3 separate regions of the Mus musculus genome follow, and all the other regions are linked to region 3. A link is a loop called in an ENCODE intact Hi-C map of the cell type or tissue named here. Cell type or tissue: gastrocnemius. All regions are shown on one strand.

Region 1 (8,000 bases), 280 kb before region 3:
TCTGATGTTCCTGGTTGCTGTCTCAGAGCACCCTGGCTCACCTGGGTCCATTCTCAGCAGCCACAGGTATCATGCCAAAACAAATCTGCTGTGTCCTCCATTTGTTACACCCTGCCGACCTCCCTGCAGGAGCTTCCCACGGCTTTCAGGAGGCAGACCCAAGTCGCTAAGATGACCAATAGCTGGGCAAAGTCTCACCGGCTATCGCATGCTGAGTTTATGAGTAGGTGGCTAATGAATGGACGACCATCTTCCACCAGTGACTTAGCTCTAAATGTCACCTTCATGGCTCCTGGCCTGGCGAAGCAAATCAAATTACTCAGTCCAAGGGAGGTCGTCCCCAAACGCATCTCTCTTCTTTTTTTTTTTTTTTTTTTTTTTTCTTTGCCTAAGTGAAAAGTAGAAAAAAACGGAGACAAAGGGTCTGCAAAGGGGACTTTGAAGAGAGGCAGAGAGGCGGGAGGTCGTGCGCCCCCGTGCGGTGATGTGAGGCACTGCAGTGTGGCTGCCGGGCCTTGGGAGCGGTGGGAAGCCTGTGCCTTCCCGGCTCCCAGCACTGACCGACCTGCCTCGGCTCGCTAGGCTTTGATGACCGCCCCCCTCTTCCACAAAGGCCTGGGTTTTGTTTTGTTTTGGCCAGCGCCGGAATGCGTTTTATGATCGCCCTCAGATTCTCTATAGCAGGGAGAAGGCTGCTCTCAAACATATATTCCAGCCGGGTTCCTGTTTTAAACCAGGTTACTCTGTTGCACGTATTGGGGGTGGGGCTTCGCCCAGGATTCGGCTTCTATCAGGGTCAGTGTTTCTCTCTAGGCCCCTCCCTGGGCATCAGGCTGAATTCGTACTTTCTGTAAACCCACCGTGAGCACTCACCGAGCAGGCAATCAGTAAGCAAGAGTTTGCTAGCCCGGCACAGAGGCACATTTTCTACTCCCAAGTGTCTTCTGAGGTAGGCATCTGTTACCATCAATCTGGTGAGGAATCAAGGGCCCAGGAGACCAACTACCCAAGATCAGTCAGCTTGTGAGGAACAGGAGCCAGGGTGCCAGACACTGACAATTCCCTGAACTAGAGGAACTTTAAATAGCTAGCCCCAGGGTAGAGACCACCCTGACAGACAAGCCTCACCCACCACAGAGCAAGAGAGCAATGCAGGTAGCAACAGCAGGCTTCTGCCTGGATCCTGAGGCTCAAGGCTGCAGGGACAGCAGCTAAAGTGGCAGGCAGTTCCTATGGCTGGCAGGATTTAGATATTGAATGTCACCCCACCCCTCAACCCCTAATTCCCAGAGTGCCCTAAGAAAGATCTTCTTGACCCTTGTCATGATGAAAAAAATACAACATCTGAAATGGCACACCGAACAAGGTGGTGGACTGCTCTCAGCGGGCAAGAAGGATAGGACCACTTATAGGCCCGAGCATAGGTCTGTCTTGGCCATATGTCTATTCCTAACCCTGTCGTGGTCATCTGTGTAGTATGTGCCCCACCGGGCTCTGCTCTCTGGAGGTAGGACTTATATCCTCTAACCTCTGGCTAAGAATTCTGGTCTTCCACAAAAATCGCCAACCACACTGGTTCCCTTCTTCCCAACCTCGCCCATTTCCCTAAGTCCCTATTACTACCCAAACTTGCAACGCCTTTCCCTGCCCCGGCTCTCCCTCAACCTAACCGACAGCCTCACTCTCTATTCAAAGCCAAACACAAGAGCTGACAGGTACAATGTAGTAAGTACGGACTCAGCTGACCTGGGTTCAAATCCCACCTCTACAATGCTTAGGAGCATAGACCCCAGGATCCAGGTTGCTGCCTGCAGCCCACGTTGGCCAGTGCCAGGTATGATCCATCAGGATGGGCTGCCTGGCATACTGTGGCCACATCTCAGCCCCCTTACCCATCACAGATGTATACAGACAAGGGACAAGCCCTGCCAAGGCCAGCTAGCAAAGGGTCCCAGGAGTGGGAACAGGTAGGGCAGGGAGACCATTGGCACCTGAGCTCCAGGACACTGGCTCAGGAGCCCCAACTCCTTGGGCCAGCTCCAGCATGTTACAAGGAGAGGTCCCACCCTGCTTCTGGGCAGGATCCCAGCGCAGGAGGCCACCCCACCCCCAGGGCCCTGAATCACCCAGCCGGTGGCTGCTTGATTTACCCAGATCATTCTTGGCTCCGGCTGCTCCTCTTCAGGATGAAGGGAGAAAACAAGGGCTGGTGTGGAGCCAGCTCCCCTGAAAACAGTTAGGGCACATGATCAGAGCCACAGATGCATAAGGCCACACCTGACTTTTTCTCAAACAATTTCCTCCTTGAAGAAGCGTGCATAGGGGAGAGGAAGGGAAGATATCTGGGCCAAGGTCCCTTAGGACACTCCTATAGGGGCTGGGCAGGTGGCAAAGGGACTCAAAAGAGTGAAGACAACAGTCACACCCTAGCTAAGTCTGGAATAGAGGACTGGGGTAGCATCTAGCTCCATGGCTCTAACTCGAGTTGCCCAAGCCACTGAGATCACTACAGCTCATTGTCTCCTGTTTAAGAATAGAAGGGTCACAGTCATTCCAAATCATCCCAGGTGACACAGATCTGCTTCTCCTGTTTGCAGAGCAGGCTTGCCAAAACAAAACCAAAAACAAACAAACAAACAGATGTGGCCATTCAACTTTCTCTTGCCTCACCTGAGATGGTATATAACTCTCTCCATCCTACGAACCATTATCGGCTTGGGGTCCAAACTCTGCTTCCAGTAAAACACAGTAAGTTCCCTTCTAACTATGTGGCATTGGGAAAGCGGTCCCCTTTCTAGCAATGGCCAGCCTTTCTTTGGCTGGTGTTCCATGCTAGACCTTGGGCTAAGCATCTGTCCCCTTGACTGGCACAACCTGCTGGTACATCCCATTTCACAGGTGAAGAAACTGAGGCTTTGTGGGGTAATGGAAGACTTCTAGAAAGTGCAACTAGAAGGTGGGCAGTAGCTGAGCTTGGGCCATTGCTCCTCTCCTGTAGGGGCTGGTGGCGCGTGAATGGGCTCTGCCTTTAACACCAGCAAGGCTTTGCTCCCAGGCCCTGCAGTGAACCAAAGTGTAGTACCCATTTTTACCACAGGGTGTCTCCACACCACCGCTCAACCAGCCTCCCAGGGCAGGCTCAGCCAACTCCTCCCTGCGCTGGGTCTGGTTCCAGCCTACGTCTGCTTTGTCAGACTCTTTCTCCAGCAAGGCCTGAGGACAGCTGGGTGGCCTGGAACAGAAGTCTTGCTTCCCATAAAGGCCCCTAGCCTAAAGCCCTAGGTGGCTTCCTCTCTGACCTTTCTCGATCTCACCATCTTTGTGATCTATTGAAAGCCTCTGGCCAGTGTCAAAGCTCCCATCCAGCCGCGGGAAAAAGCCTAAAGAACAAGATGAAGTGCTCACTACCGAACAGTGGAAGCGCGCCATTAGTTTGGGGCCAACCAATGTTACATAGTTCCAGATCAGCGGGGGCTGCAGAGCAAGACCCTGAGCCAAAACATTGAGGGGAATAATAATAATCACAACAATGATAATGATGAAGAGAAGCAAGGGGTCATGGCAAGAGAAGAGGAAAGGAAAGAGAGAGAAGAGAAGCAACTAGGTATGATAGTTCAGACCTGTAATCCCAGTACATGGGAGGCTAAGGCAGGTGGATTGCTGAGTTCGAGACCAGCCATAACTACATAGGAAGACCCTGTTTCACAAAAATAAGAGAGAGAGAAAGAGCTTAAAGCCAAGGTGCAGACCTGTAATTCAGAATGTGGAGGTAGAGACAAGGGCAGTAAGAGATGGAGACTCTTACTACTCAGTCTGGACTACATGAGACCTTGTGTCCAAATGAGGAGGGGATGATGGAAAAGGAAGAAGAAAGGAAAAAAGCCTAAGGAGACTCTAGGTCCTCTGCGAGCCTTTGTCAGCTTGGAGACAGGCTCAGGCCTTGCTCTGGGACCCCTCTCAGTCTGGCATCATGACTGCTGGCTTCTAGTTCCCCGTATCTCACATGTTCTTAGAAGCCCCTCTGTGATGGTCATCAGAAGAGGTATAATGAGAGATTCCACAAGCCTATGTAAATAGGAACCATTCTGGAAGTCCTTTATTGCAATAGAAATGTTGATTGCCAAGGTGCGGACACTGAAGCTAGGTTGATAAGCTTTTCCAAAGCCACTCTGAAGTCAGCAGAGGTCACATGAGCACAGCCATTCTCCCAAAAAGCCACACTTGACCTTGGAATTGCCTGCTTCCTAGTCCAGGTGCGACCTATTCCAGGGTGCTAACAGAGAAGAAAGAGCCAGGGATTCTGCAGTTAAGGAGGTCGGGAGCCAGGGTAGGTGAAGGCTGGCTACTAACAGATCAGGACTGGAGCAGGAGGCCAGGAAGGCTGGCTCCCAGAGCTGTGTGGAGGACCTGACTGGAGAGACTGGCTGGCTGTGTGAAGCCACTGTGAATGTAGAGGAGAGAGGGGTGCTTCCTACAGTGCCTCTGCAAAGGCCACAATAGAGGACGCTTTCCCTAGAAACCTGACCAACCCCATCAGCCTCAGCCACAGCCCTGCCTCCCTGCCTGCAATACAGGATCCCCTCCACCACCAAAGCCACGCCAAGGAGAGAAGCCTCTGTGTGCTCTCTCTACAAGAGCCATGTCAGGATAATGGAAGCAAGCTTGGAGCCAGCCAACCCACACCTGGCCATCAAATCACAAGCAGCCAGCCAGTTGAACATGGCGTGTGCCATCTGGCCCCCAACCTAACTACAGCATCTGGGACAGACATTAAATAGTGTCCTTTATGGTGAGGGTTTGGTGATCCACCTAACTATGCACTTCCCACAGGCCCAAGGTCGTGGAGTTAACTGAAGTCCGTGCTGGATTTGAACCCTAGACTCCTTACTCTTGAACCAGACCATCACCCAGTCCGCCATCAGACAGCTTCCTGGATCTCGGTTTCGTCATCAGACCAAAGATATCTAATCTGCCTCCCTCGAGGCTGAAACGGAATGAAAGGTAGATTGCGAAAGGCTTTGAAAAATTAAAATTGTGTTTCGAATGACCAAACCATGGCTGTACATGAGGAGGATCTCCATAGAGCTCCCCGGGGTGGGCCAGTAGCTTGGCTCAGAGATGTAAGCAGTACTCAGCCAAAGCAAACATCCGAACATCGCTGAGCAAACACCTCTGCATCGTTAGGAGGATGGATGGTCCTCTCTAAGCCCCCGTAGAAGCGATTCTCAGGTACTCCACAAAGCAGTTAGCCACATCACTGCGCTACATCACTTCTTGTTGGGGGCTGGAGGTCAGGGGAGCAGACTTGCAAGGTTGGCATACAACTCTGTCCCCACCCTGAGTCCATGCTGGTTGGAAGACAACGTAAGTAAGCAATGCCTATCAATCCTGGGCTGCATATCCCTGTGGCAGCAATTCTGTTTCCAGAAATTGCACAGATGACTGTGCATAAAGCTGGCACCTCAGCTTCATCTTTATAGATAGACTAGAATGCCCTTCCTTAGGAGAGGTCAAAAAAAAAAAATCACCATGGCTGTGCTTTATATATAGCAAAAGGTGAAATTAATCAGATGCTCATATAAAAAATAAAATGTGTGACTAAACAAAGTCGACTTGTACAAAGATCTCTAATATGTATTGTTAAAAGCTACTAGCCAAGGCTTGACCACCTAAGCCAAGGATGATCCTGAACTTCTGGCCCTGCTGCCTCCCCTCTCAAGTGCCAGGGTGACAGATACATACCACCATGCATAGCTTTGTGTTTGCTTGCTTACTTACTTGAGGCCAGGACTTCTTGCTAATTAGCCCAGGCTAGCCTCAAACTCCTAGCAATCCTCCTACCTCAGCTTTCTGAGTTCCGAGATTACAGATGAGTACCACCAAGCCTGGTTCAGAAAAACAAAACAAAACAAAACCAAAAAAAAAAAAAAAAAACCAAGCAAGCAAACAAACGAACAAAAATGTAAATGATTCGGATATACTATAGCCTCTGCTTGAGAGATGGGTGTTCTAAAGTAAAGGGGGCTTATTTTTTCATTATATTCTTATATATACTACTTCTTTTAACCAGGTAAGAGAAGAAGGGGGAGAGGAGAAAGGAGAAGAGAATAACCATGAAAAATAATTTTGGGGGTTCAACCACATGTCTCAGCCCCATCCACTTTCCAAGTTCCAAATCTTCTCCCAGCTCTGACCACTCCGGCCTGTCTGTTTCCACTCCAGCCATAGCCCCTGGAGATGGCTCTCCTCCATTCTGTGGGGACCAAGGACTCCCTTTCATGCCCAGCCACAAGAAGCATCAAGGGTCCCCATGGGAGAACCTCAGATGCTCGGACAGAGGAGGTGCTCTAGGTAGAGCCTTTGTGAGCTCGCCCAGGGGCTTGGTTTCCCATTAGATTCATGGAAGGAGTGGCTATTTAAGACCAAGCTTCAAAGAGTAGAGGATTTTCAAAAATCGCTTTTGGGGAATATGCGGCTTTTATTAGAGGTGTCAGACGCTAATGAGGGCTCTGCATCTTTCCCAGCCTACAGAGTGGCTCTCTCCATCTCGTTCCGCCCCCACTCATTCTGGAAGCCGGATACCCCTACTTTGATGAGTCAAGAGAGGTGGGGGAGTTCAAGGAACAATCGTTTCCCCTCCTCAGCCGTCCTTGCTTTAGAAGCCAAGAGGACCCCAGGGAGGCAGGGGGAAGCCAAGGGCAGGGCTCAGAACAGGTTCAGACAGGGCAAAGGGGTCAGCCCCGCTGCCTGTGCCTCTGTGCAGGATTTCATTGCAACGAATTAGCAAATCTTGGGCCTGCCCCATGCCACAGGGGCTGACACCCTCCACACTAATGCTCTTGGGGACAATGATCTAAGTGCACTCAAAGCTTGCACAGAAGCAGGAACAGCTCCGCGTTGTACGATTCCATCATTACAAACGAGGATGTTTGTAATGCCAGGAGTTGTGTTGCATGTATGTAATCCCAGTGCATGGAAGGCTGGGGCAGGAGGATCGCTGTGAATTAGAGGCCAATGTGATCTGCATAGTGAATTGGGCCAGGCCAGTCTCAGGTACACATGGGTCTCAAAAGAAAGAAAGAGAGAGAGAAAGAGAGAGAGAGAGAGAGAGAGAGAGAGAGAGAGAGAGAGAGAGAGAGAGAGGAAGGAAGGAAAAAAGAAGGAAAAGAAAAGAAAAGAAAAGAAAAGAAAAGAAAAGAAAAGAAAAAGAAAAAAATAATTTTATTGTCTTAGTTTTATTTTGAGATAGGTTCTTAGTATTACAGTTCAGGCTACCCTTGAATTTGTAATCTTCCTGCCCTAGACCCCACGTAAAACTTAAACTAGAAGTTTGCTTGTATCATTGTGAAGTCCTTTGGGGTTTGTTTAACAGGTGTGGTGGTAATGGCAGTGATGATGGTGGTGGTGGTGGTGGTGGGGATAGTGGTCCTGATGTTGGTGATGCTGATAACGGTAGGAGACTGACTGTCCATCATGGTAGTGAGGAAGGGATTAGCAGGTAGAAAATAAATTCATCCTTTAGAGCTGGATAGAAAGAAAACAAGTTTATTTGCCATACTACAGGGGGCAGTGAGCGGGGCAGTAACAGGAGCTCAGCCCACCAGTTGTGAGGCTTCACCCCAGGTTGAATGTTGGTCCAAGTCCCAGGTTAGACCAAGTGAGCTTGAAGCGTATGCTGAGTGTCCAGCGCAGAAGAGCATCACCCAGTTCATCTGGATAGATGACAACACTCTCAAAAGTATCTGCAAAAAGAATATATGCTTCAGGTTTGCACAGATGACTACACGTGTGACCTTACTATAATCATCCTTATTTATAAAGTGAGGACATTAGTTATTAACACTAGATGTGTTTTAGCCTGTAGATTGGACACTAGAAGTTATTCCTTTGTGGGGCATTGGGATATTCAGAAATCCCAAGCTATAAGGGCTTTCTCTCACTTCCTGCCAATGTCTAGGTTGCAATCCAGGGCCGTCCTCTACCTCTGAGTAACACCTCCA
Region 2 (8,000 bases), 210 kb before region 3:
TCTCTGCCCCCTTTAAACCTCCAGGCTGCCTCCTATCTCACTCTTTTGTCTGGTTTCTCTCTTGCTAACTGAGGCAGGAGGATTAAACCTAAGGAACTGTGTTCACCAAGCTAGCTCTTCTGGCTCCAGACAGCATCTTTTCTCTTCACTCATCCCTCTCTCTCTCTGTCTCTCTCTCTGTCTCTCTCTCTCTCTCTCACTCACACACACACATACACTCACTCTCACTCTCTCTCTCTCTCTCTCTCTCTCTCTCTCTCTCTCACACACACACACACACAGAGAGAGAGAGAGAGAGAGAGAGAGAGAGAGAGAGAGAGAGAGATGCCAGTGCCAGACTGGATTTAAACCCTAACTTCATCATCTCCTGACTGTCTTAATCTCCCTTGGTTTCCCCATCTATAAGTGGGGGCTAATGACTTTACTTTTCTTTCTTTTTTTTAAAAAGATTTATTTATTTATTTTTGTGTATATGAGTACACTGTACATGAACCATCATATACCTTCGGAAGAGCAGTCAGTGCTCTTAACCACTGAGCCATCTCTCCAGCCTGTGACTTTACTTTTCAACTAAATAAATGAGTGTTAAAGTAAAGCAAAAAACAAAACAAAACAAAAACAAACAAACAACCCAAAGATGCCCTATGGGGCTTAGAGAGATCACTTGGTGGAGAAATGCTTACTTTGCAAGCAAGAGGACCCGAATTCCGTCCCTTGGGTGGGGTGGCCTGCACCTGCATTGGGGCCAGCCTATCCTACTGGGTGTGTTCCAGGGCAAAAATAGGCCCTGTCTCTAGATAGAAGGGGGCTAGTACTTGATGAATGACCCTTGAGGTTGCTCTGTGCTCCCCCACACTGCCCCACCCCACCCCCGTCCCCATCCAGGTACACCCAAACCCAAAGATGTTGTATTGTTAGTATGGAGCACCATTCTCCATACTAGTGGAGCACGTACTCCTAATGGATGAATGAAGAGATGAACAATAGCTAAGACAATATTTGCCAACCTCTCCCCTCCTCCAGATCCCATCCCACCCCAGCCCCAGTCTTTGGAACCCTTAAGCTTTGCTTCCAACTGTGAACTCCCAAGATTCTGTCTCTCTCAGTGCTTTCCTCCCTGAAAAGTCTACACCCTTGCCTACACACACCCCAACCCCAGAGTCCTAGGTAGTTAGCTCTTGGACATAAATATATAAACTTCTCTGGCTTCTAGAATACTGAGGCTCAGAGAGAAAACAGGGAGATTCCATGTGGAGAAAACTGCACCAGGCCCTAAAGTGCTCAGAGGACCAGACTCTGAGTGCACAAGGCCATGCAAATGTATGCAAATAGAGATACGGAAATCACAGATGGGTTCTGCAGAATTGGTGCAGGCATTTTTCTGGGAGGGTGGCCTGTGAGCCCAGCTGTAGATCAGACACTGAGCCCAGGGAAAGAGCCCAGCAAGGAAAATAGGATATGTGGAATGAAGGGACAGGCTGAGAATATCCCAAAAGTGGGACTCCCAGAGCCACATGTACCTCCCAAAGCCCTTACCTGATCTCCAGAAGAAAGGAAAAGAAAGTCCCTTCCTTCTTGCCAGGAGGGGCAAGTGGGTATGACTGGGCCAGGCAGTTTGCCCAGCCCTAAAGACTCACTTAGGCTGTCCCTGCTCCTCCACTTGGCACTTAAACTTTCTGAGGTCTGCTGTGCCCACTATCGTTCCAGGACCTGAGGGCAACAGAAGGAAACATCAAGTCAGTGAAAGAAAAGGGGGTCCGGGTGGGGGAGTGAGCTAAGAAGAGCCCACATAACCCTCCACATAGGCTGCAGAGTTCCAATCATGTCCTGCACCGTGCATGCAGGATGCTCGCTCGGAGTTCAATCCCCAGTACTAAGGGGAAAATAGAGAGGATATAGGTGGGCCTCTCCATTTCCCCAGCACCAGATCAGTTCCAGCTTCAAAAAAAGAGGGCATTTAAATGGTTCACTAGAGCAAAGAGAGTAGTGCTGTGAACACAGAGGAGATTCTGTTCTTGGTGTTTATGGGCTGTGTTGTGTGGCAAGTTAAACTCCCTAAGCCCCAGTGTTCCCATCTGTGAAATAGACACCATGCTACTATTACAGGGGTTGTTTGGTTGTTTGTGTACTGAGTTGTTTGTTCATTTGTTTTTTTTTAAAGATTTATTTATTTATTATATGTAAGTACACTGTAGCTGTCCTCAGATACTCCAAGAGGGCATTAGATTTCATTACGGATGGTTGTGAGCCACCATGTGGTTGCTGGGATTTGAACTCGGGACCTTTGGAAGAGCAGTTGGCACTCTTAGCCACTGAGCCATCTCACCAGCCCCTGTTCATTTGTTTTTTGAGACAGGGTTTCTCTGTATAACCCTGGCTGTCCTGGAACTCACTTTGTAGACCAGGCTGGCCTCGAACTCAGAAATCCACCTGCCTCTGCCTCCCAAGTGCTGGGATTAAAGGCATGTGCCACCACCGCCTGCCTAAATATTTATTTGTTTGTTTGTTTGTTTGTTTGTTTATTATGTGAGTACGCTCTCTTCAGGCACACCAGAAGAGGTTGTCAGATCCCATCACAGATGGTTGTGAGCCACCATGTGGTTGCTGGGTATTGAACTCAGGACCTCTAGAAGAGCAGTCAGTGCTCTTAACCACTGAGCCATCTCTTCAGCCCCTACAGGGTTTATTTAATGTGCATTACATTTTGGAGAATGTCTTAGACTCTATAAGGGGACCCTGTCTCAAAATTGGAACCGACTGGGAATACAGCTTTGGAGTTGCTTAACATGCATAAGCATCTTGATTCTGAACTTACAGCACTTCAGTAATAATAATAACAATAACAATAATAATAATATTAAAGACACCCTTAAAGTTTTTCAGCACCATGCTAAGTCCAGAGCGGAAGCACAGTAAGCTTGGGGTATTATGAATGGAAATCTCAGGAGAAAAGTATACTTTAAAAAAAAGATTTATTTATTTATTATATGTAAGTACACTGTAGCTGTCTTCAGACACTCCAGAAGAGGGAGTCAGATCTCATTACAGATGGTTGTGAGCCACCATGTGCTTGCTGGGATTTGAACTCAGGACCTTTGGAAGAGCAGTCAGTGCTCTTAATTGCTGAGCCATCTCTCCAGCTCCTTCCTTCCTTCCTTCCTTCCTTCCTTCCTTCCTTCCTTCCTTCCTTCCTTCCTTCCTTCCTTCCTTTCTTTCTTTCTTTCTTTCTTTCTTTCTTTCTTTCTTTCTCTTTCTTCCTTTTAAGGCTGAAAAGCCCAAGACCATCCTCGGAAATGACTTGGGCTGGGGCTGGGGGTGGAAGGTTAATGGGGATCGTATCTGGAAAGGAGATGAAAAGGGAAGCTCTGCCCTCCTGTCAGCACACGGCTTTCTGAGCTGGCTGGATGTGTTCCTCTGAGGCACAGAGTCACTCGCTGGCCCCTGAAGAGTGGGAGATTTTTGCCCTTGCAGGCTCCATCTCTGGCAAATTGCAGAGTTTGGATAAGTCACTCCAGTCCCTGAAAAGTGAACTCCATCACAACTGCTGACATTGGCGAATATTCTCCACACCCTTCTCCCTCATAACTTGGGACCAGAGGTGATTGATGGTGGGAACCGGCAGGAAAGGGACAGCCGTGTCTCTCTGGAAAGAGCCCTGGAAAGAGTCAGAAGAAGCTGCTGCAAGTGACAAGGGTAAACCACAGGAAATCAGCCCGGTTTAGTCACCTGCTTAGCTCTCATAGATAGCAGTTATTAACCACAGGCCCCGTTGTATAGATGAGTAAAATGGGGTCAGAGAGGTGAACAGCCTGACCCAAGCCACGGCGGTGGTAAGCGGTTGGAAGGCAAGACCATTCGCAGCAACCCCTTGTCTTCTCCAAACACTCGCAGGTTCTGAGCAGCACTGCTTACTCTTCTGGAGCCCAACTAGGCAGAAGCCTGGGGTTCCCCGAAAGAGCAAAACTGCCCCAGGAGTAGGAGCCGCTGAGGGCGTGATGGGGAAGGACTGCCAGGCGGGGTCTCGACGGACAGGTGTTCCTCAGGGTCGGGACCCGCCCCGGCAGCACCTTGACACCCCTCTCCCGGCCCCCAGTTCCACGTATGCAAATCCCTGTTTTGCATGGGCCCGGGACCAAGCGCGGGGGCCCTGCCAGGGGGCGTGGCCGAGGCCCCCGCCCCGCGCCGCGTGCTCACCTGGGGAGTGTGCTAAGCCTGTCCGCGGAGTCCTGCCGGGGCCGGAGCAGCGGAGTGTGCGACCGAGGTGGCAGCCGCTCCTGTAGGGGCTGCAGCTGCGGCGGCAGAGGGCGGGAGGAGGGAGACCCTGGCTTCCCCGGGGGCCAGGCTGGGGCAGCAGCGAGGGACCTGGGGGGGCGCAGGCTTTGGCCCCGCCTGGGGCAGGATGGTGAATCTGGAGCCCATGCACACAGGTAAGGGGAAGAGGGAGTGAGCTCCGACAGGTGTCACTGCGCGTGGGAAGGGACCAAGGACAGGGACACCATTGCACCACGCGAGGGGCTGGGGGGTGGGGGTGGCGTTAACTCCTCGGCGGCCAGGAGAGGGCGATGCGGATAGCGGGTCCTTCCGGGCTGGCGTGGATAGGTAGGTATGGGGAGAGGGGTTAAAAGGAGCAACTTTGAAATATGAAATCTTGGAGAACAATGGAGAGAGGCATGAAGTTCCTGAAGCCCCAGATCTGGGGAGTTAGTGCGTGGGACTTGGGTGTGCTGAAGCACTGGAGTCCCAGGAGGTTGCAGGAGTTGGGTGGTTCAATCACTCAGCTAGGGTGTGGACCTGGGAGTGCATACGTGTATCCACATGCTGCGTGTTTGGTGTCCGGGCACCTGTGTGAAATGCAGGCAAAGTGGGCATGGGGGGTGCCTAGGGGAAGTGGGTAGGGTGGAGCAAATCCAAAGGCGCACCTGGGGCAGATGCCATGCCACGGGATCGTTCATTGATTAGGGCTTGTGCAAGCATGTGTTTGTGTGTATGTGTGTCATGAGTGTCTGTCTGTCCCCCTTGTGTGTTGGGAGGATGGGTGGAGTAAGCGCCAAAGAACCTGATGAGACTTGGACCACACGTGTTCCGGTTGTGTTGGAGGTGTGTCCACTCATTATCCATTGGTCATCTATGTTATGGGCTCAATGCATAATGGGTCTATATGCCAGAGGGGATGGCAACAGGCACATCTGAGTCCGATATCCTTTGACCTCCTTTCCTGAGGAAACCAGGAGATGAAATAGCCCGGAGTCAGTTACCCTGTAGCTTACAAATGGGAGGTGGGCGTGGAGAGACCCAGCCCTGTCAATCACTTTGATCCTCTGTGCATTGCTGGGCTAAGGATGCTACTAAGCTAGAAAGTTAGACTTGCTGATGGGTTGAGGTGGGGGAAAGGGCTGATCTTCTCATTGGCTGCCTGAGGTGTTGGGCAAGTAACAGAATCAAAATGCAAAAAGCTGTACCTAATTTGACCACTCACAGCCTAGTACCTTACCTCTTGCACACAGTGCAAGGGCCTAGTAATTTTTCCTTAGGACTTGAGGGTTGCTGTAGAAATTGTATGGATTGCTCTAGAAGAACAGGATGGGAGGAAAGGAGGAAAAGGAGAAAAGGGGAAGGGGGGAGAAAGTAGATCTTCTGACCCACCTCCAAGAAGCAGAACAGGCTAGATCTTCCTGTCTCCCATCACTCCTGGAAGCAGACATTAGTTGGGGTCCAGGAGGGCCCTGATGCCTGGTTTCACTAATGCTGTTTCCCAGCAGGGATGAGTACAAGTGGAGAGATGTTGGCACTCAGTGGCTGGTGCCCCAGGATTTGCCAGGAAGGACTAGGTGAGGTTGAAGGAACCATCCAACTGGGTGTACTCCAGTGTCTGAGGAGAGTCTTCAGACCCAAAGCAATACGTGGACTGGGAAGTTCCTGGGGACAGGTCCTCTGGGCAGGCATTTCACCCCCCCATTTCCTATCAGGAAAGCCAGGCTTCGAATGGAGCTCTGTCCAAAGGTAACTCAATAGAAAGTAGGGAGTTCTCTAGAACCAAAATCAGGGACTTCCTGGGGGGGTTTCCACCTCCCTGCCTACTGGAGGCTTCTCCCTAAGGAAGTGGGAGGAGGTAGAACAGCTGGATCCTAGCAGCTTGGGAGCTGGGAGGGTCTGGTAGAGAGCAAGAGAGGAGAGAAGCTGGGAGAGAAGCCCAGGCCCATCCTCCATGCAAGCCCCCAGCTGATGCTCCTCAGAGGTCTGCCCAGCATCTCTGCTCTCACCAGGGCTCCGGATGGAGTGTGCTGAACCCAAAGTGGGCGATCCCTCAGGATGGGGCCTTATCTGCCTCTGTGTACTTCGCCTGATTTCTCTCTCCAATTGTCTTGAAGGCCTCCCTGCTACACTCTTTAACTAGCTCCCCACCCCCACCCCACCAGTCCCCAGGGTTATTGATCTTCCTCCGTGTCACTCACAAAATCGTGGTCCCTCTGTGCTGTGTGCTCACCATTCAGTGGCCCATCCAAAGGCTCACTGGGCTTGGAGCTTTCTGTGCTGTCCCTGCTTTCTCCATTCAAGGTCTTTGTTGTCATTTGAGACAGAGTCTTCCTCCGTTCATTCGTTCCTAGCTTAAGCTTATATCAAACTCAAATGAATCCTCCTGTCTCAGCATCTCCAATTCTTGGATTACAGGAAAAGTCACTGTAGGCTTTGAGGTTTTTGTAGGGCCTTTCAGAGTGGGCCTGCCGTGTACAGAGGAAGGGACACTCGTCTTTATTTTGGAAACCTTGTGTATTTTAGTCCCTCTATAGTTAACCCATTTTCTGCTGCTCCACTTCCCCTGGAATTCCCACCACCATGCACTTAGGGATGTCTCTGATGGTTTCCTGGATAGTATCAGTGTGATGGGGGTCCATAAACCTGGACATAGACTTGCTTCTGGGTGCCCATTCAGAGGGCACCATAGCTATGTGGTCCTTGACGGCCTGGATACAAACGCTGATTCAGGTTTGCCACAGTCTCCTCTCCGTGTTCTCATAGAACATCTTTCACTGTGGAGCCTGGCGATAAGAGCAAGTAGCAGGGGAGTTCTCAGACTGAGAGGGACTTCCTGTGCTCAGGCCTAAAGGGACAGACAAGAGCCAGTCAGTCAGGATGGGAGAAGAGAGAAAAGTGCTACACAGTCAACTAGAGGGTAGCAGTGTCTGGCCGTGGGTGTCTTTCTATTGTATCTCACTGTCAGCGCAGGGAGGGAGGGAGGTCTAGACACCCCAGACCTGTGCCAGTTGGCATTCAGGAATGCATTTGAGCCAAAAGGCCTGTCAGAGGGAGGGAGGGAGAAGAAAAGTCTACACTAGAAGAGTTGGAGCCTTGGCTGGCTCAGAAATGGCACTGGATGGCCCCAGGAAGTCCTCCCTGTAGAGGGACCCACAAAAAGCAAGTATTTGAGTAAGGAAACTAGATGCTGGTCTAGCTAGTCCCTTCCTAGACCAGAAACAGGGACAACAGGAGAGCGGGGTGAAGCTCTTGTTTGCCCAGGACAGCCTGAACCCAGGAGGGCACTCAGCATGCTGCCTGCATTGAGCACTGCCTTGAGGTGCCTGTGTTTCCAGGTATCTATGGGGGAACTACTTCTGACCATGCCACGGAAAGGCCGAGGCAACTTCATGCTATGATAGCACTAGGCGAGGCAGGTTGTGGTCTACCTGAAGTATCTGGGCGCTCACACTGAGCACCTGAGCCTCCTCAGGGAAGGGAGCATGGCAGAGAGCCGACTCAGACAGACCGAGATAAGAACACAGCGGAGCTGGCCCCACCCCACACCTCTCTCCCTCACCCCCGGCAGTGCTGTCCGACGGGTGAAGGGTTACTGCCAGCCTCTCAGGGAGTTTCGGTGTTGGCCCATTTTTAGGCTGAGACCCAAGGGTTCGTCCCACCCATCAGCATCAGCCTCCTACCCAACAAGAACAGGTTCTTAGAGCATCAGATGCCGGGGACTGAAAGAGGTTTCCAGGCTATCTCAT
Region 3 (8,000 bases):
GATGGCTGCTTTAAACTCTAGTCTCCATCACTTCTCTCCAAGATTCCTCAACAGAAGACTTTGTTTTTTATTTTACTGATTTTTTTATTTTCATGTATGTTTGTTGTCTGTGAGGGTAATGTACCACTTGTGTGTCAGGGACTATGGGTGACAGAAGACAGGGTCAGGCCCTAAGTGAACTCTGCGAGATCACATGCTCTTCACCACTGAGCTGTCTCTGCATCCCAGCTCTGACCCTGCTGCTTTCCTGGAAAGAGTGTAAAGTGTGGATGGATCACCTACTTCCCTCGAACTGTGCATCTACCTGCCTGCCTGCCTGTCGGCTGCTCAGGAGCTGTGCCAGCAGCAAAGTGTTAGGAGAATCCATACTAACGTATTGATTCTTCTTTCATGTGACCAGTCAAAATTATATTACTCATGTCCATATGTAAATGAATTAGTTTTTATTTGATTTCTTGTGGTGCTAGAATCACACCCCTGTCTCAGTGCACTCAGCAAGGCTGTGCTGTTGAGCTACACTGCTAACCCACATGTACTTTTTTGCATGTGTGCTAAAAGAACATTTCTGTTTTCTGTTTCTCACGTCTTTCCCTTTTCCATATCATTGAAACAGAGTCTTTTAGCCCAGGCAGGCCTTTGGCTTAAGATTCTCCCATCTCTGGTTCCCAAGTGTTGGGATTACAGACATGTATGAACATGTCTTGCCATTTCACTCTTCTTAGGGGCCAGAGATGGCTTGCTCAGCGGTAAGTGCTTGTTGTGCAAGTATAAGTACTTGAATTAGATGTTTGCACCCACATAAGGAGCCAGGCGTGGCTGTGCACACTTGTACTCCCAGCGCAGGAGGGAAGACAGGGAGACAAGGATTCCAGGGACTCTGCAGCCAGCCAGGCTAATAGATCAGTCAGTATCAGGTTCAATGAGAAACCCTGTCTCAAAAGAATAGGGTAGGGGCTGGTGAGATGGCTCAGCGGGTAAGAGCACCCGACTGCTCTTCCGAAGGTCAGGAGTTCAAATCCCAGCAACCACATGGTGGCTCACAACCATCCGTAACGAGATCTGACTCCCTCTTCTGGAGTGTCTGAAGACAGCTACAGTGTACTTACATATAATAAATAAATAAATCTTTAAAAAAAAAAAAAAAAAAAAGAATAGGGTAGAGAGTGATAGTAGAAGCCAACATTGGCCTTCACAGATGCATGCATGTACAAGTGTAAATACTTACACACATGTGCACACATCACATACACACACCAAAATAAATTATGTAATGGTCTCATAATATTTTAACACTGACTTATTTTCAAATTTACAACTTTAGATCTTTATAAGAATTATAAATTTAGGAAATATATGACTTTAATAGGTGTACAGTATAAAATTTGTATAAGAACCAAGATATTTCCTCTGAATACAAAATAATAAGATTTTCTGTTTAGTTATTGGGTAAAGAACATTATAGTCTGATAATAATTCTTCATGCTTATGGGGAGAAATCCTGATAGAAAGAAGTGTATCTTAAAATAGTTGCTTCAGTTCTACTGCAGGAACTACTGATTATTACTGATTGTTGTTGAGAGTTTAAGACTCAAAAACTCAACATAACATCCAGTACTTTTTCATCGGCAGTGTACTGCTGAGGGATTTAACAGTTAGCTAAGAACATTACTGATAATCACGTGGTCTGTAGGATGAGCCGCTCAGATTCAGACATGAACATCATACTTATGTGAGTCAAGTTTTCCTATATAATAGACGCATAGCTTAGGTTTACTTGTATCATTTCAGGTAATGCATAACTGATTATATTGACCAGCGTTTATAGTAAGCTGATGTCAGATAGTTACGTGGAGTGGTACCGAAGCATTTATTTTGCTGCCCGATAAAATGGCTAGTTCTTTGTTCACAGCAGAACTTTGGGGAAAGAGTTTATTTCCATGTCTAAGCAATAGACAGGGCTGTGTCACTTGGACGGGCAAGAACAGCTGGATTAGCAAACACCTTTAGGATAAACCTACACACCTTCCTCAGTCTGCCCCGGAAGCCTGCGGGGCAGCTCTGACTCTGCTTGTGTTGTTTCAGCACCTGAAGGTTCCAGTTCCTGAGGAAATCTCCGTGGATCTAGGTAAGTTTGAAGCACCCGAGTCCCTGAAGATTAGTGTCTCCATCAAACTGTGGCTCGCCTCAGATCCGCTGTTTTATGTTAGTTTAGTCAGGCTACTTTAACCATGTGACTCACAGCTGAAAGAGAGTCTACTACACTGAGAGGATGAAAGGATGAGAGCTGGCTTCTGACAGGAAGTGCAGTAACTGCACTGAGTAAGTTCTCTGGTGTAGTAAGTTCAGTGTGGATGTGCAATGTCACTGTGCTGCCAGTGTCAGGCTGCATAGACCATCTCTTTAGATCACTTAATTCCTCTTCTTTGTGCAGAAAAGAGAAGACCTGAGCTTATTCCTGAGGATCTGCATCGCCTCTACATTCAGACAATGCAGGAGAGAGTCCACCCTGAAGTTCAGAGGCACTTGGAGGATTTCCGGTAAGCTGGGGTTAGAGAAAACTTGGTGTGCTCATTGTGAGTTATTTGGCTTATATTTTTAAATAGGAAAAAGCTACATATGTAAACCATATGACCTTAGCCCTGTCGTTAAACATAGTGGGCATCTGAAGTCAGAGGGTGGATGAGAGTCCATAGTCTCCATTCAGGCCCTTTCAGCATGGAGGTGGCTCAGTGCAGCATCTTGACCCTCAACTTGTTAGGTCAAAGTAGGAAACAGGACATCCTGCCTGTCCATAGTCAGTTGTAGGTAGGGCTGTCTAGACACCTAGAGGGAGATAGTTTGCTCTCTGCTGAGATATTTTTTCCTAACTCTTTTAGACAGAAACGCAGCATGGGGCTGACCTTGGCTGAGAGTGAGCTGACTAAACTTGATGCAGAGAGAGACAAGGACCGGGGAACTCTGGAGAAGGAGCGAGCATGTGCGGAACAGATCGTTACCAAAATTGAAGAAGTGTTGTAAGTCAGAACGGCATGCAGAAATGCTGCTTTTGCTTGGAGCCCTCTTTAAGCAGATCTGGTGGAGCAGTCAGGTTGCAATGTGTAGAATTATTCGTCCTGACACTGGAAATGGAATTTTTTTCCTTTTGAAAGTTCTTGCCTTCTCCGTTCTGAGTGTTGGTTAATGAGTAACTCCAAGACTTGTAGTCAGTGATAAGCGCTGGTGACCACTTTCACTGCATGACTTAAGGCCTTGGGCAGTACTTGCTGCTGTGGAACACACTCATCTAATGACGCAGCTGTGAAATGGTGGGGGTCCTTTGTGGAGTAGAGTTGCTTGAGTATTTTATCCTTGATGTACACGGGACCCTAATCATTTAGTTCTTTTCTGTTGTTTCAGGTGTCTAAGCTTAAATAGCAAATCTCTGATTAAATGTATATGTTTCTTTGATCTTTTTGATGGCACCTTGGATTGAACCCAGGGCCTTGAACTGTGTTGTGTGACTTACAGATAGATCACTTCCAAATGTATCACTGACTTATAGATAGACCATCTGCAATTGTATGTATTTCACCTTAAAATATTCCTATTTTTAGGATGACTGCTCAGGCTGTAGAAGAAGAAAGGAGGTAATATAATGTTCCCTACCCCAACTAGAGCTAGGTTCTCTCTCTGCTCTAAAATGTCTGTTTCTTTAAACTTCATATGTAGACTGTAGGCTCCCTCTGGTGGCCTGTTTTTTATTTGGTTTGTAACTCTAGTGTCATGTGGATAGAATTGGTTTGTGTACTTTTTTTTTTTTTTTTAAAGTTTCTGCCTTGATTAATTTCCATCATTGGGCCTCTAGAAATCACTTGATCTCTTTATTCTGACCATCCTTCTCACATCAGAATTCTTACAGTATTCAATCGTTTCTCCTCCAGTTCCACAATGCAGTATGTAATTCTCATGTATATGAAGTATTTGGGAGTAAAAGTGAAAGAACCTCGAAACTTGGAGCACAAGCGGGGTCGGATCGGCTTCCTTCCAAAGATCAAGGTGCGGCTGGGGCAATAGCACAGGGGCTACCTTGCCATTCTGCACATTTGCGGACAGTGATTCCTTCCCAGCGTTTACTAAGGCAGCACATCAGCACTGAGCATCGTGATAGGTCTAACTTGGTCTCTCTTGCCAAGAAACTATCTAGTGAGAAATCCACACATAGAAAAGCTTATTATTAGGTAAGGTAACGTTTATATGCCTGCCGCCTGCAAACCAGTACCTTAGACTGTCACTTCAGGGCACCTGTCTCAGTAATTATTAGGTTTTATTTAGTGTTTCTTAGAGTGTAAAGGTGTGTCCCTAGTTTTTAGCACGGTGCTTTCACATACTATGAAAATGTTGAATGGGTGAATGATGCTGTAAAACAGCAAATGTTTGTCAGCAAGCTGCTGGTAAAATTGGCTTTTTACTTTCTAAGAGCATTATTTGTGTTGAAAGCTGAGCTTGGTAGTGCAGGCCTGCATCAACAGCACTTGGGAGTTACAAGCAGGAAGATCCAGAGGTCATGGTCACCCTTGTCTATATAGTGGGCTTAAGGGCAGCCAGGACTACATCAGATGTTGTCTCACACCAAAAATGCAAAAGCAGAAAATAAGGCATGCTGAGCTGGAGGTTCACACGCAGCTCGGCTCCATGGGCGCCGTGGTTCTTTTCTGAGTATCGTGCCATTTCCTTTCAGCTGGCCATTAGAGTCACATTGCTGTATTTGAAAACAACAACAAGACCTACTATTCCATGTCTCTTATCTTACTGTAATTGTACCTTGAATTTAGCAAAGCATGAAGAAAGATAGAGAGGGCGAAGAAAAAGGGAAGCGAAGAGGATTCCCCAGCATTTTGGGACCCCCAAGAAGACCAAGCCGCCACGACAACAGTGCAAGTACGTTGAAGCTCGAGGTGCTGTTCTTGCTGCCTTTCCTCAGAAGCCTGTTTGGTCGGGAATGTGTTGCTGGAGGCAGCTGCTCTGCAGCTGCTGTTGCTGATGCTGCACTCTGCCTTGTTTCCCCTAGTGCTGTTCTGAACAAAGCTCACCTACGGTGCTGTATTAACTGATGTGAACATCTTCATCAGTGACGTGTGCCATCCCATGCCTGCCACGGCTTCTTATCTTTGATTTTTATCTTATTCAATTTAAAAAAAAAAAAAAAAAAAGCTTTGGGCCAGGGAGCTAGCTCAGTTGGTAAAGCTCTTAAAAGAGACATTCAATCTGCTGTAGAGCCCATGTTGAGGAAGAATGCCGAATGTAGTAGCTGGAATCTGGGAAGCCAGAGACAGGTGGATCCCTGGCCTGCTAGCCTGACCTACGTACTGAGTTCCAGGTGAGAAGAGGCTGGACTTAAAAAAGAATGTGGACTTTGACTGAGGAATGGAAATAGTACTCAGAGTTGTCTCATTCAGACCTGCACACCACACGCACACATACACACATGCATGCACACCCCTGGTCATCGATCACTCCACCATGACTTGTCTAGTCCCTTTGTACTTACTGTTACTTACTTTCTGCGTATTTCTGTGGTTTCCATGTGTCCACTGTGCTTTTTCTGACAGCCTGTCAACCCCATCTGCAGAGCGAGGTCAGACCACCAGACAGTGTGGCAGCAGAGACAGATGTGGTACTAGGAAGGTAGCCAGCCTGTGCTGGGCTTCTCACCTGAGGTTCTGGCATAATGGGGTGACAGTTTGGTTGGAGAGCAGTGATGCTGCGTCTCCAGGACATGGGGAGTCCTGCAAGTGCCAGGCAGAGGCAATCTGCGAAGAAGGAGAAGATGGACTTAGATTCGGGCTGTCCAGAGCCATGTGAGGATGCATAAGGTAGCAGAGGATGACCCGAAAGAATCTGATGTGAGCAAGAGTAAGGAGGAGGGCAGTCTTTGGTACAGCGGAGATATTGTGAATATATAGGGAAAGGTGGAGAGGGATAACACTCACAGATAGAGGCTGCATCTTTAATTTTTCAGGAGATAAAACTGTCTCCCAGCATTCCCTCTGCCTCCACGGCCACTGCTCTTGCCAGCTTCTCCTTCTATGTTCTTTCTTCTGCTCCATCCCTCTTAACTTTCCTTATCTGCTCTCTCCTTCCTTACCCCAACCCCATTTATTTCCCTCCTGTACAGCCGCTCTGCAACACATGCTTCTGACCATTGCTTTCTGTTCAGTTGGCAGGGCCATGGAGATACAGAAGTCACGCCACCCGAAGCACTTATCCACTCCCTCGTCTGTGAGTCCTGAGCCTCAGGACCCTGCCAAGTTGCGCCAGAGTGGAGTAGCCAATGAAGGAACAGACACTGGATACCTGCCCGCCAGTTCCATGTCCTCTGCCACCTCAGGGACTGCTCTTTCCCAAGAGGGAGGGAGAGAGAATGATACAGGTGAGTCATTCATTAGAGTAAACAGTGGAAAAATGGAAGATTTTAATTACAAATGAATCCCAGTTTAGTTTGATTTAAATATTGTAGTATTCTACAGTTCACAATAGAAATATGTTGAATGATAGTTTTTTATTTTCCTAAAAATCAAAACTCCAAACCACTGCCTGAACTCTTGAGGTGTTAACTATACACAGATGCCGGCCATTTGAAGCTTATAAGATGCACGAGGAAAGTCACAAAACTAAAAATCTACATTGGAGCCCCTGGGTAAGGTGATAGAGCCAGAGTCACCTTCAAGAGCCAGAAGCAGAGGGATCAAAGGTTCAAGGCCATCCAGGCACACACAGGGAGACTGTTCATAAATAAGAAGAGAAGACCCAACACCAGTAGTTGGAAAATTTTTTTCATTCCGGGAAAGAAAGATAAGGGGGATTGAGGAAACTGGCTAGTTGTTATTGGCAAATAAATCTTCTGTTTTCTAAAGGAAGCAGAGTTGAGACTTTAAAAACACACACACACACACACACACACACACACACACACACACACACTTGATGCAGACTTACGGGACGGATAGAGAAGAAGGCTGCTCAGAAAGGAAGGCGCACTGAGCACAGGGTGCCTTGAGCTGTGTCGCCTCGCTGATCAGATGGATCCTCTACCACGTGAGATCCAGGACCAAACGCAGGCCATCAGGGTGGCAGCAAACACCTTTCTTTCATCATGGCAGGCCCCAGATAAACTTTAAAGAAAATCTGTAAATTTGAGACCCTGAAGATTTTTTTCTTTTACATTGATGATAATTCAGTAACAAGAAGAGGTCAAATATTTGAATCATAGCTATTTCCACACAGTAGGAAAGGGAAAAAAATGAAAGAAAGCCAGGTCAGCTATACAGTTTTTCATCCTTAAATATGAACATCATTCCTCATTCCTGGAAACATTTGCTTCTTAAAGTTAAGGCATGAGGCAACACACAGCTCCATACAGTTAGACAATGACATAGAAAAGCCACCCCTAGAGGAACAGCTTAATTTTGATAATGCATAAGAACTTTAAAATTGCCTCTAAAGTGATATACTTGGGAACATTAAAGAAACAGTGTAGAGTAGGACCTTATAAGAATATTTCAGAGATAAACTTTAAAAGTTAAATATAGTAGAGTAATTATTGTTATTAATTGCTGTGTGAAAATCACTCCAGGTTTAGTGGCATAACACAGAGAGTATTCTCATGTTTTTGTAGCTGTTTGTCTAAGTGGTTCTAACATGAGGCCTCTCGGGACAGTAGGGAACACCCTCCTCCATACTAGATAACTCAGATGAGGCCTCAGCCCAGAGCCCCGGGGCTCTTTCAGGAGTTGCTCCAGTGTTCCAGGATGCTATAGCTGACTCCTTAGAGTGATCTAAAGGAGGGAGTGAGGACAGAGTTCTGCTGTCACCTCAGCCAGTGAGAGGCAAGCCACCAAGTCATCCATACTTCAGGGGACACAGATTCCTGAAGGAGAATTAAAAGTTTATGAACATGTTTTTAAACCACTGCAGTTGCCGGTATTTAACAGGCTGTTTGTGTGTAGAATCCCTGAAAGTAG

Evidence for each region. Peaks named below come from ENCODE experiments on the same cell type or tissue, not always from the same donor. Only the 100,000 strongest peaks of a DNase experiment are listed, where the experiment ranks them.
Region 1: a loop joins it to region 3, with 3 times the contacts of the local background. A loop is called at or near these places in 18 of 42 quality-filtered maps.
Region 2: it touches region 3 in a loop (5-fold over the local background); 29 of 42 quality-filtered maps call a loop at or near these places.

Annotation. Positions count from the first base shown.
Region 1 is chr9:43,279,596-43,287,595 of GRCm38, reverse strand. It overlaps D630033O11Rik (RIKEN cDNA D630033O11 gene), which reads right to left. Exons shown (of 3, transcript NR_168927.1): 3 at 7,526-7,742. Among named protein-coding and RNA genes, the nearest start is that of D630033O11Rik, 24 kb to the right of the region's middle. In gastrocnemius, CTCF peaks have their summits at 480 and 3,094; DNase peaks (open chromatin) are centred at 490, 1,990 and 3,131; H3K27ac peaks cover 778 bases.
Region 2 is chr9:43,202,081-43,210,080 of GRCm38, reverse strand. It overlaps Pou2f3 (POU domain, class 2, transcription factor 3), which reads left to right and starts at 4,326. Exons shown (of 13, transcript NM_011139.2): 1 at 4,326-4,427. The coding sequence starts at 4,400. In gastrocnemius, no CTCF peak of the experiment used is centred here; DNase peaks (open chromatin) are centred at 1,645, 4,174, 4,274 and 7,273; H3K4me3 peaks cover 387 bases.
Region 3 is chr9:42,995,983-43,003,982 of GRCm38, reverse strand. Arhgef12 (Rho guanine nucleotide exchange factor (GEF) 12) reads left to right here. Exons shown (of 41, transcript NM_001359232.1): 16 at 2,083-2,125; 17 at 2,432-2,537; 18 at 2,877-3,014; 19 at 3,594-3,626; 20 at 3,921-4,035; 21 at 4,812-4,917; 22 at 6,197-6,409. Among named protein-coding and RNA genes, the nearest start is that of Gm36648, 52 kb to the right of the region's middle. In gastrocnemius, a CTCF peak has its summit at 3,728 (motif pointing left); no DNase peak of the experiment used is centred here.